2 separate regions of the Homo sapiens genome follow, and region 1 is linked to region 2. Evidence: chromatin loops called from intact Hi-C (ENCODE). Cell type or tissue: heart left ventricle. All regions are shown on one strand. Links, peaks and the distances in the headings refer to the core of each region. The heading gives the core; the rest is flanking DNA.

Region 1 (5,730 bases), core at 487-5,486, 320 kb after region 2:
AGGAATTTGAGACAGGAAGTACAGGATTTTTTTTTTCAAAAAGTTTTACGATAACAGGAGCAGAGAAATGAGGGGAATACTGAAGGGTTATTTTAAAGATGGAAGAAATGACTGTTACGGAAAGCTCACTTACTCATATTTACCATTGCTGCAAAACACCTGTTCTATTGTTTACTTAATCGATTTTCAACTTAAATTTACTTAAAAAGCAAGTTTCATGTTAACACTGTGTCACTTGCCATAATAGAAATAACCGTAAAAATACAATGGACACAAAGTCATTCGATTAAAATAATTTAAAAATGTAAAAATAATTGAATGCAATCAAAATCAATCAAATTGAGCTGCAAAAATGAGCGCCTAAAAATAAGTTACTTAAACAGAAAACCAGAGCCGTTGATGATCAGTCAGAAGAAAAAGGATATTCTGTTCCATATATATGTAATAGTCACCAGCACTGTGCACAATTCCTTCATCTTCACCTTTACACTGCATACATACTGTTTTGAACACCTATCCACATTCATTTTAACAGAGGAGCAAAATAAAAACCTAGTCCCATATGAGGTGACAAGACGATGCTGACTTGCCCAACACTTGAGGTTGTCCCTTGTTCCCATGTCTCTGATTTGGAGGGAAGTTGAGCTTTAGAAAAAGCTTCCTAATGCTGCTGACTAAAAAGAACCCCCACTCCTATGTCTCTTCTTAGAAATTACTGGTGTATGCATCAGTGTGTGTGTGTGTGTGTGTGTGTGTGTGTGTGTGCATGTGTGTGTGTGGTGGGGAAGGTGCTGCTCAGCTGTGGTTCTAGCAACCCTGCCTGAAACCAGGCAAAGGCAGGAGGCCATCTAGAGGGCACCCACAACTCTCACTAGGCCCCAAGTCATTGGCTAAGTTCCACACTGTAGAAAACACTGCCCTATAACAATGGAGACAGTATCTTCCAAATTAAAAATCAGGCAACCTGATATTTCAACAAGATACAGTATTTAAAGATAAGAGCTGGCCGGGCACGGTGGCTCACGCCTGTAATCCCAGCACTCTGGGAGGCTGAGGCGGGCGGATCACCTGAGGTTGGGAGTTCGAGACCAGCCTGACCAACATGGAGAAACCCCGTCTCTACTTAAAATACAAAATTAGCCAGGCGTGGTGGCGCATGCCTGTAATCCCAGCTACTTGGGAGGCTGAGGCAGGAGAATCGCTTGAACCCAGGAGGCAGAGGTTGCAGTGAGCCGAGATCGCACCATTGCACTCCAGCCTGGGCAACAGGAGCGAAACTCTGTCTTAAAAAAAAATAAAAATAAAAATAAAAAATAAAAAAATAAAGATAAGAGCAGCCCAGAAAACCCATAATAATAGTGCCATACCTAGGACATTCATGTATTAGTCCACACATTTGAAATGTTTAAAATCAACACTAGTGCTACTGGGATGTGAAAATTCATAGACATAATCCCTGCCCTCAAAGTAAGGTTGCCAGATAAAATTACAGAATGCCAAGATAAATTTAAATTTCAGATAAACAGGGATTTCTTTTAGTATATGTCTCAAATATTGCATTAGATATATTAAAAATTTATCTGTTGTTCATCTGAAATTCAAATTTCTGGGTGTCCTACGTTATTATTTGCTAAATCTGGCAACCCTACCTCAAAAGGTTTTCAGTCTATTGAAGGGCAAAGACAATTCAAACACAATGAGAATATGAGAAGTGTCAGGACCAAAGAGCCATCACAGAATGCTTGTGCATATCAAACAAATATCTAACTTAGGGAAGACATTTGGAAACTGGTAACATTGGAACTGAGTCTTAAGCTGGAAACATATGGGATATACCATTTATTTCAGCATTTAATAACATGCCATCATGATTTGTGACTTAACTGTCTCATAAACATGTGTTTTGTCTACAGAACTAGATCTTAAGTTCCTTGAAGACACAGGACATCTCTTTATGCCTCCATGCCACCTGGAACTGACAGGCACACTTAAGGCAGTAGTAAATTACTGCACACATTGATGCAAATGGTTTTGTCCTCCCAAAGAGTAAAAATATTCTGTTAGTGAAATGTATTGTAACTAGTGTTTTCTTTTCCAATTTTAGTCTTTGAACACTGCAGCCAAGAATACAGTTTGAAACCTTGGGAGTCAAATTCACAGTAAATACATGAGCCGTTCACAGTGCAGCAAACTCTCATGTTAGTTTTATGACAGATCCAGTGACACTGGAATGGACACCTTTTTGATTTTGGGGTTCCTTCCTAAGACCCCCATGTGTGATATATTCATGGTTGGATTCTAGGTACTGAAGCAGTTACTACAGCTGGATAGTCCAATGAGTGTAAGAAGGCTTCTCTACAAACACATGCTGCCCACATCGAAGTTCCTCTTTAATCTACTGCAGTTTGAAATTGTCCCCCACTTTCTCCAAGAGTCCACTCCAAGCTAGTTTAGGGTTAGGTCTACCATAGCCTTTGGAAGAGGGAGGGAAGATAACTTTTCTCATCTCTCCTAGTCCCAGCTCTAAAGACCAGAACCAGGGAGAAAGCAACACAGCTTTTCCAAACACATTCCCCAAATGTGGCACCTTTTCAACAATTTTAGTAACAAATTTAAGGCATCATAGATGCCTTTAAAATTGGCATGATAGATGTTAGAGTGATCATAAAAAGACTTTAAAAGAGGAAAAGATGTAAAGAACGTAATCAAATGGGGAGCATGTTTAACAATGTGCTCACTTCTTCCCCTTCAATTCCTTGAATTGAGTCTGCATTATCATTCCTATTGATCTTTGAGCCCAGAACATTACTTTGTGGTCTGGCCTAAGGTTTCTTCCAATTTTTTAAATTACAATATCCCTAAGAGGACAGCGACGAGGTCTGGGGTGTTATGAGGATTGGAAACCTAGCCACAAGTGACCATGAAAGTCCAAAATGCCTCTAAAGTCTTTGTCTCTAAGGCCCATTTTCAAGGTCTTGTTATATAGCTAATTTTTCCCCGACTTATGTCAAAAATAAACGAAGCTGGGTTCTAGGTAAAATGGTAGGGGCAGATTTTAATCACTACTACTACTGCAATGGGGAAAAGAACCCAGCGTGAACTGAATTCAATTTCGATTTGTAGAGGCAACCGGGCGTTTTAAAGAGAATGAAGGAATTAGGATGGGACTGATGACGCCGAGGGGGACTGAGCAACTTTTTCAGGTTTGAAAAGCCTCAACATCAACGCGCGACGGCGCTCTTTCAACATCAGCCTCCAGAACTGGGGCTGCAGCCAGGAGGGAACTACAACGCCCAGCAGCCCCGGCGGGTGTAAACACTCCCAACTTCCGAGGCGGTGCTCACCATCGGCCATCAGCGCCAGTGCCACTCGCGCCCTCAAGAAGCCGCACGGAGTTCGGGCCGGCAGCAGCGGCTGCAGTCGTATGGCAGTGAGCCGCTGTCTACCCAGCGAGACGGAGAGCTCAGGACGCAACCCTATGAGTTGGAAGCCGCAGGAGGCGGAACCGGGTTGCGGGATACGCGTTGACGTCACATCCTCTGGGCGGGGCCGCAAGGAACCCGCGCAAATTGAAAGGTCAGCCTTTCGCGCGCTGTGTAGGCAAGTTACCCGTGTTCTGCGTTGCCGGCCGTGGGTGCTCTGGCCACAGTGAGTTAGGGGCGTCGGAGCGGGTTTCTCCAACCGCAATCGGCTCCGCTCAAGGGGAGGAGGAGAGTCCCTTCTCGGAAGGTGAGAGGAGCGGGCTGTGCGGAGGCTAATGGGTGGGTTCCCTTGGGGGTCGACCTGCGCGTCACCTCCGACCCTCCTCTCGGGATTCGGGTCTTCCAGGAAGGGAAGGAGAGGGTCTGGCGTGATCTTCCCAACCCAACAGCGGAGCCCTTAGCCTGAGTGGAGTATGTGTTTTGTTCCGAGGGGACGTCTGGCAACCAGAGGTCTGCAGTTCAGTGAACGGAGGGAGATAAGAGAGCAGACGATTCCGGGCTGGAGCAGGCGCCAGGGTTGCCAGACTTACCTCATTTTTCCGCAGAAGCTGGCAGTCCAGGTTTTACATGCAATCTCTCCACCTTTAAATGTTGACAAGTACATTTTCCCATAATATTTTGCAGGCCTAAGGAAACGTGTCGTCTGGAATGGGCTTGGGGGCCACGCCTGCACATCTCCGCGAGACAGAGGGATAAAGTGAAGATGGTGCTGTTATTGTTACCTCGAGTGCCACATGCGACCTCTGAGATATGTACACAGTCATTCTTACTATCGCACTCAGCCATTCTTACTACGCTAAAGAAGAAATAATTATTCGAGGATATTTGCCTGGCCCAGAAGAAACTTATGTAAATTTCATGAACTATTATATCCGTTTTCCTCGGAGTGAGAGAAAACTCTTTTTAGATATCATCTGAGAGGTAAGAGACTGTTTTTCTGAAACTGTGGCTTGAGGACCACCTGCATCCAGATTAACTGCTTTGTTTAAAATTCATTCACAGCAGAACTAGTGAATCCCAGTCACTGAGTGGAGTTGAGAGTCTAAGAACCTCTGAAATTTGAGAACTGCTGGACCAGAGCCTTTAGAGCTCTGATAAGGTGTCAACAGGGTAAAGCTGCCTCCTGATCCTGTACTTTCTTTCTTCCTTTCCTTCCAAACTTAACGTTTGATAGGAGAGATTTGTATTATGAAATGCTAAGCAACTGCTCAGTGCCCATTACTGACTTTTTATTGTAGAGTGGGGGGAGGTCGTTTCATCAGAAAGGGTTGTGACAGTTCCAGAATCTCTGTATAGAAAGGGCTTAGGGGGCTGCAACCGGAATGGAAGGGGGTGGAAAGTTAAAGCATTTGTCTTGAAGCTGTATTTGCATAGCAGACGCAGTTTCACAGTTCTTTAGGGTAGCTTTCAGAGAGGCTGATGGAGTTGCCCCTGGGCGCCACCACTGTTTATTACCAGAATGTTCGTGCTTAGAATAATGCGTTCTAATAGCAGTGAATTTCAGTCCTAAAAAAGTACAGGATCATTTCTGTAATTCTTTTTGAATTTTTCCTTTGTTTTTTAATTGAAATACTTACCTTCCTACAAACTGTTTTGAGTTTCTACTCCTATTTGAATTTGCACGTTGACCCTTATGATTAATGCCCTTTGTAGAGGCAATGCGATGCCATCGCATGCATGGTTTTGTTTGTGCCTGGCTCCTTGAAGCATGTGTCAGGAGTGAAAGTGCAAAAGCACTTTGGAAAGACTAAACAAACAATAAGCAACAGTCAAGTGGCATTAGAGGTAGTATTAGTGATTAATGTAAATTCTACCCTATGGAAATTGTTTGATAGGGAGGAGCCCAGCTAAAATATTAAAGAGCAGTGATTCTTGAATATCTGAACAATTTCTGGCCGGGCGCGGTGGCTCACGCCTGTAATCCCAGCACTTTGGGAGGCCGAGGCGGGCGGATCACGAGTTCAGGAGATCGAGACCATCCTGGCTAACATGGTGAAACCCCGTCTCTACTAAAAATACAAAAAATTAGCCGGGCGCGGTGGCGGGCGCCTGTAGTCCCAGCTACTGGGAAGGCTGAGGCAGGAGAATGGCGTGAACCCGGGAGGCGGAGCTTGCAGTGAGCCGATATAGGCCACTGCAGTCCCTCCTGGGCGAAAGAGCGAGACTCCGTCTCAAAAAAAAAAAAAAACAACAAACCAATTTCTGCATTGGACTCCAAGCTTTCTCTTCATTTGTCTAAGATGTTTTA
Region 2 (6,037 bases), core at 532-5,531:
GAGAGAGAGAGAGAGAGAGAGAGAGAAACTACCATGATTGTGGTGAAGAGAAAAATCCACCATTCAGTCAACAGGAAAGAAAGACAAAAAGGAATGAAGGAAGGAAGGAAAGAAGGAAGGAAGGGACTGTCATTGCGATTGGGTGAAAAGAAAAATCAAAAAATCTACAGACAAAATCAATAGAATTAATAACTTTTGCAATGCTGCTGCATACAAGCTCACAAAATGGAAAATAATGTGTTTCTAAATACTATTAATAGTAGAAAATGAAATGAAAGATATTATTTACAATAAAATTTAAAAAATCAATTACCTAAACATAATAATAGGGGATCAAACCTCTACAGGGAAAGAATATAACTTTGTAAGCCTTGGAGATGACAAACAGATGGTGGGGAGGGGCATATCATATTCTGAATGGAAAGACGCAGTAGTCAAAATAGTTATTCTTTCCAGATAGATGTATAACTTCGAAGCAATCCCAGTCAAAAATCCCAACCATATTTTTATTTTAGGGATTTTTAAAATGGAATTAACAGGCTGATTCTAAAACAGATGGAAATACAAAGCACCAAGAATAGTCAATACATTATTAATGAAGGACAAGGTGGGTGAATTGATGAAGATATTAAGGATTGTATTAAAGCTATTGTAATTTGGCTTTGGAACTGGCATTAGTAGGTATAGTATGGGCAGTATAGACTATATGGAATGAAATAGAATAGAAACCTGGAACGAGACCCACACATATATGAACACTGGACCTACACCAAAGGCAATGCGGGAAAAGGAAAGTCTTTTCATTTATTGGTACAGGGAATATTGGGTATTCATTTGGAAAACAAATAAAATTTTGACATCTATATCACAGCATTCCAAAAACAAAAAAACTAACTCCATGTTGATCATAGACCTAAAAATGAAAGGTAAATTATAACTATTTTAGAAGTCAACATGGAAGAATATCCTCATGACCTCAAGATTATACAAAAAAAGTGATAAAACATGACATGAAAAACTCTAACCACAAGGGAAAAGAATGTATTAAATGAAGAATATTCTTTCATCAAAAGACACCACTAGGAAAGCAAAAAGGCAAGCCACAGAGTGAATGAAATGTTATTTGTGACATATCTAAGTACTAAAGTTCATATGCAATGGGACTCAAAAAAGGAAAAAAAAATTCCCACCCTCCCCCCCCAAAAATTAACACTACCTATACAGAAGAAGAAAAAGAAGTTGTGAATGAACAGGTAAAAATGTGCTCAACTTCACTGATAATCAAAGGACTGCAAATTAAAAGAACACTGAAATATAAAGCACATCTACCAGACTGGCAAAAATTAAAAATTCTTGGCAATACATACATTGGTGAGGATACAGCAGAAGACAAATTTTACACATTGTGTTAAGTAAAAGCTAATGCACTACTTTGGAATGTAACTTTCGTTTATTCAGAAAGGTTAAAAATATGCATAAACATGGCTGGGCGCAGTCACTCACATCTGTAATTCCAGCACTTTGGGAGGCTGAGGCGGGTGGACCACTTGAGGCCGAGTTCAAGACCAGCCTAGTCAACATGGTGAAACCCCATCTCTACTGAAAAAATACAAAAATTAGCTAGGCGTGGTAGCAGGCACCTGTAATCCCAGCTACTCGGGAGGCTGAGGCAGGAGAATCAGTTGAACCTGGGAGGCAGAGGTTGCAGTGAGCCGAGATTGCACCATTGCACTCCAGCCTGGGTGACAGAGTGAGACTCCATCTCAAAAAAACCCAAAAAACAAAAAACAAACAAAAAAGCATAAACAGCATATGAAACCTAGAGATACTCATACATATGTACATGACATTGTATACACAAGAGTGTTTATGGCAACACCATTATTCATGATATTAAAAATTTGGAAACACCCCAAATGTCCATCAACAGCACAATGGACAAATAATAAATGACGATAAAAATGAATGAACTGGAAAAACATGCAACAACACAAATGGATCTTAAGAGATATAATATTGAGAAAAAGAAGCAAGTTGTAAAAAAATAAACAGTATAAGTTCATTTATAGGAAAGTTCAAAAAAGTCAACACTAAACTATTTTAGGGATGCATCTATCATGGTACAATTATACATAAAAGCAAAGAAAGTTGGTATGGCAGTTACCTCTACGAAGGAGGGGTGATTAACAGGGGGCACGTTAGACTTCTGGGATTCTGGCAATATTCTCTCTCTGCACCTAAATGGTAGTTACATGGATACTTGCTTTACAGTAACTTATTATACTGTTCATTTGTGTTATAGTTCATAATTTTTAAAAGATTTTTTAACAATGATACATATTGATACTGAGGAATTGATACATATTCTCTACATATTGATATTGAAGAATTCTCAAGCTATATGTTGTAAAGTGAGAAATATGATGTGGAAAAAGTTTTTAAATGTATGTTTAAAAAGAAAGGAAGGAAGGGAATGAGAGAGTGAGAGAAAGAGAGAGAGAAAAGGAGAGAGAGGAAGAACAAGAAAGACATAATCAACGTGTAGAAGAATACGGTAACCCACACACCAAAACAGTTGTTGTCTTTGGGCAGGAGGAATAGGTGGCCAAGGGTCAAGGTTAGCAGGATTACTATTCACCGTGTACTCTTTTGTGTCTTTAATTTCATGCCATGTTAATGTATTACCTATTCAAAATAAATAAAATACCTAATCATGCTTATCCACAAGGGGTCACTATTGAATGCCATTTAACTCTAGTTCCTAACCAGGGAAAAAAACGTTCTGAATTCTTTATGTGCTTAACAGGAAGTGAAGAAACAACTTCATTTATGTTCTTATTTTACATTACACCACATCATGTTCCAGAAAACAATTGCCATTCGCAAATCATGCACAAAAGTATAACATTTAAAACGGAGTGAAAAAGACAAAAAAGTGAATAGATAATATGAAGTCGGGAATGAGTTTACAGAAGCGTTGTGTCAGTCATCTCCCCTAGTGGTAATTAGACTCTAAATTTTCGATTCTAAAATTAGATTCTAAATTTTCTAGCATCTGGGCTGAAAAAAAAAAGGGGAAGTATGGTCAGTTACACAATTCAAAATGTTGATCGGGAGAATATTAAGACCTTGCAGAGAATTTTCCCTGGTAGAGCCTGTTAAAAACAATCCATGAGGACCCTTTAGATGAAATTTTTGATTGGTCTTAACCACAAAAATGATCCACAGATGAATTATGAAACCATGTCATCTTACTCTCTAAGGGAGGTATAAGATGTTTTTGGACTTCAGATGAGAAGGGCTCCATTCATGGTTAATCATGAATGAAAACGAAACTAAGAATATATGCTGTAGAAAAAGAAGAAGAAAAGCCACAAGACTGCTTAAAAATTTCTGTGTCTTACACAGAAGATAGAAAAAATAGAGTGTCTCCAATTGGATGGATTTTTTAAAAAATTTGGTTATTGTAATGGATTTATTTTTTCTTAGAGCTGAGCTGATTGTACTTTGGCCAACTAATGGGTTAATACTGTCAAGGGAAATTAGCCCTGACTAAACATTGCCGCTGGCTCATGAATGCACTAGGCTTGGGGCAGTATAAAAACTCAGAGAAATCAGTGTGTAGGAGACACAGAAATCAGTGTCACTCAGTGACAGAAGCAACAATAATTGTGAAAAATACTTCAGCAGTTATGGACTCATCTGTCATTCAAAGGAAAAAAGTAGCTGTCATTGGTGGTGGCTTGGTAAGAATTTTCAGATGGATTACTATTGTTGGTGGTATTATATTAACTATTATTACTCGTAATGATTATTATTCGTCACTTCTGCAAATTGTTAATTTTCTTGTGAAAACTCTGATATTTAAATACAGCTATTTTGTTTATTTTTTTAATATTTTTATTTTCATAGATTTAATATAGTATGAGTTTTAATCTGTTCTTTTTCAGGAAAGGTATTTTATAGCCATTAAATACAAAGGTTTCTGTTTTCCCTCATCATTTTGGTTTAGGATTTGTTAAAAAGCAAAAATAATGCAAATTGAATTTGATTTTATCCCCAAATTGGCTATGTTTTTAGGAACAGGAATTAGTCTCAATATTCATTTTAATAAAAACATTTGTTCCGCTTTGTTTAATAACTCAGTTAATGCTGTCTAATGAGAATAAAAGGGTCAAGAAACATGAAGCTAACGTCAAAGTATCATGTTGAATGTTCACTAGTTATATGAGTAATTGGGAATAAGATTTATGTGGTCGCCTGACTTACTTGACTCTTCCAGTGGAGCACCTAAGACAGTGGAGTGAGGTGTTCACCTCTCACTGAGCACGTGACGTAAAGGTGCTGGGGCTTCCCCCATACCTAACAAGACGGAAGGAGAGGTCACTCTCTGCTTTCATAGTTATGGTGCCAAAGGTAGTTCTGTTTAACATGGGTCTGCTCCGATTCAACTTTGCTTTTTCCCATCTCAGCAGAATTTCTGTTTCAGAATACAAACATCCCAGTTAGTCAAGGTTAAATCATTTCCCTATCACCTTTGGTCAAATCATTTGGAGACTTTTCATTAATTATTCATATATCCACTCAACAAAAAATTTATTGAGGGCGTAACACTGTTCTAGGCTGAATATAGATGGTATATTTTATGCCACACATGTATTTATACAGTATATGCTGTCTTTTGTTCTGCCTTCCTTAGTGTCTTTTCCCCAAAGTGCTAGAACAGTTCTTTTAATATTTCTGATTCTAAATTTTCATTTAGAAATGCTATCACATGATGTGTTGGTCACTGGTTGGGACATGTGTCGTCACTGCTTCATACTAGGCTTGTGTCCAATCTGTCCTATCAAAATGTTGCACAAAATGAGAATTCATGTGTTCAACAAAATCTGATTACTATGTACCAATATTGTTTTAGGTAGTAGGGATGCGAGGGTGAGAATTCCAGAGAAGAAAAAGACAAGGAAGAAGAAAACAAATAAGACAATTTCAGTTAAAGAGAAGCACTATGAAAGAAACGAAAACAGGGTAGTGCTGTAGAGAGTATCTTTGGGAGTACCTGTTTAGAATGTGGTCAGGGACAGCTGCTCTGCTGAAGGGACATGTGACCAGAGACCTGAATGATCAGATAGAACTAACTACGTGAAGATCTTGAGAAAGAGCATTTCAGGCAGAGGGAACAGCAGGAAGAGAAACCCTCAGGCAATAATGAGCTGCCCAAGTTCAAGGAGCAGAAAGAAAGGCAGGAACTGCCTGAGGCCAGAGAAGAGTAGCTGATGAGGCCAGAAAAGCTGACAGACCAGATCTTGTAGGATCTTAGAGGTCCAGGCAAGAAGATCAGATTTTGTTCAAATTACAATGGGAAACTATTGGAGGATTTTAGGCAGGAAATTAAGTTGTGATTTTAAAAGGTCCCTTGGACCATTATGTGGAGAATGACTAGGAACATTTTAAGATGACAAGATAGACCAGTTAGGAGGCTGTTACGTTAGCTCAAGACTTGGACTAAGGTGGCAGCAGTGATGTCTCATTTTAAAAATTGTCTCTTAGAAATCCAAGGGAGAGATAACAAATATGTGATTGTATATATGGTTTTGGGGGGCATAAAAATGTGGGTGTCATCCATGGATTTCTCCCTGAATAACATGAGATTGTCATCATGTAACCACGTCATACATATGCTGGAAAATAGGAGACAAAAATTACTACTTGCGTATTAGGGAGCAACTAAAATTCCTCTGCAAAAGAATTCTATCCATCCTATTGTTCAAGTCCATGCTTACGCATCATGTTTGATTCCTATTGTCATTTTGTGCAAACGCTTATTCTTCTTTCACTCCATCAGTAAGCCTTGAGGCTCTATATCCAAAATACATTTAAATTCTAGCCATTACAACCATCCTGGCCCAAGCCATTATCATCCGCCATCCTTATTCCTGCAACAAGCTCCAAATTAGTCTCCCAGCTTTAACTCCTTTTCCCTTATAGTCCATACTACACACCACAGCCAGAAACACCCTTCTAAAACATGAGTCTG

What was found. A loop is a pair of places that touch in the nucleus more often than their neighbours do. Peaks named below come from ENCODE experiments on the same cell type or tissue, not always from the same donor. Only the 100,000 strongest peaks of a DNase experiment are listed, where the experiment ranks them.
Region 1: it touches region 2 in a loop (2.6-fold over the local background); 55 of 110 quality-filtered maps call a loop at or near these places.

The regions. Positions count from the first base shown.
Region 1 is chr1:241,844,625-241,850,354 of GRCh38, forward strand. EXO1 (exonuclease 1) reads left to right here and starts at 3,580. Exons shown (of 16, transcript NM_130398.4): 1 at 3,580-3,729; 2 at 4,107-4,403; 3 at 4,488-4,592. RefSeq lists an enhancer at 3,276-3,615. In heart left ventricle, for the core only: CTCF peaks have their summits at 3,245 and 3,444; DNase peaks (open chromatin) are centred at 3,287 and 3,537; H3K4me3 peaks cover 1,384 bases; H3K27ac peaks cover 556 bases.
Region 2 is chr1:241,528,753-241,534,789 of GRCh38, forward strand. It overlaps KMO (kynurenine 3-monooxygenase), which reads left to right and starts at 3,626. Exons shown (of 15, transcript NM_003679.5): 1 at 3,626-3,746. The coding sequence starts at 3,693. RefSeq lists an enhancer at 3,209-3,358. In heart left ventricle, for the core only: a CTCF peak has its summit at 2,723 (motif pointing right); no DNase peak of the experiment used is centred there; H3K4me3 peaks cover 1,090 bases; H3K27me3 peaks cover 1,319 bases.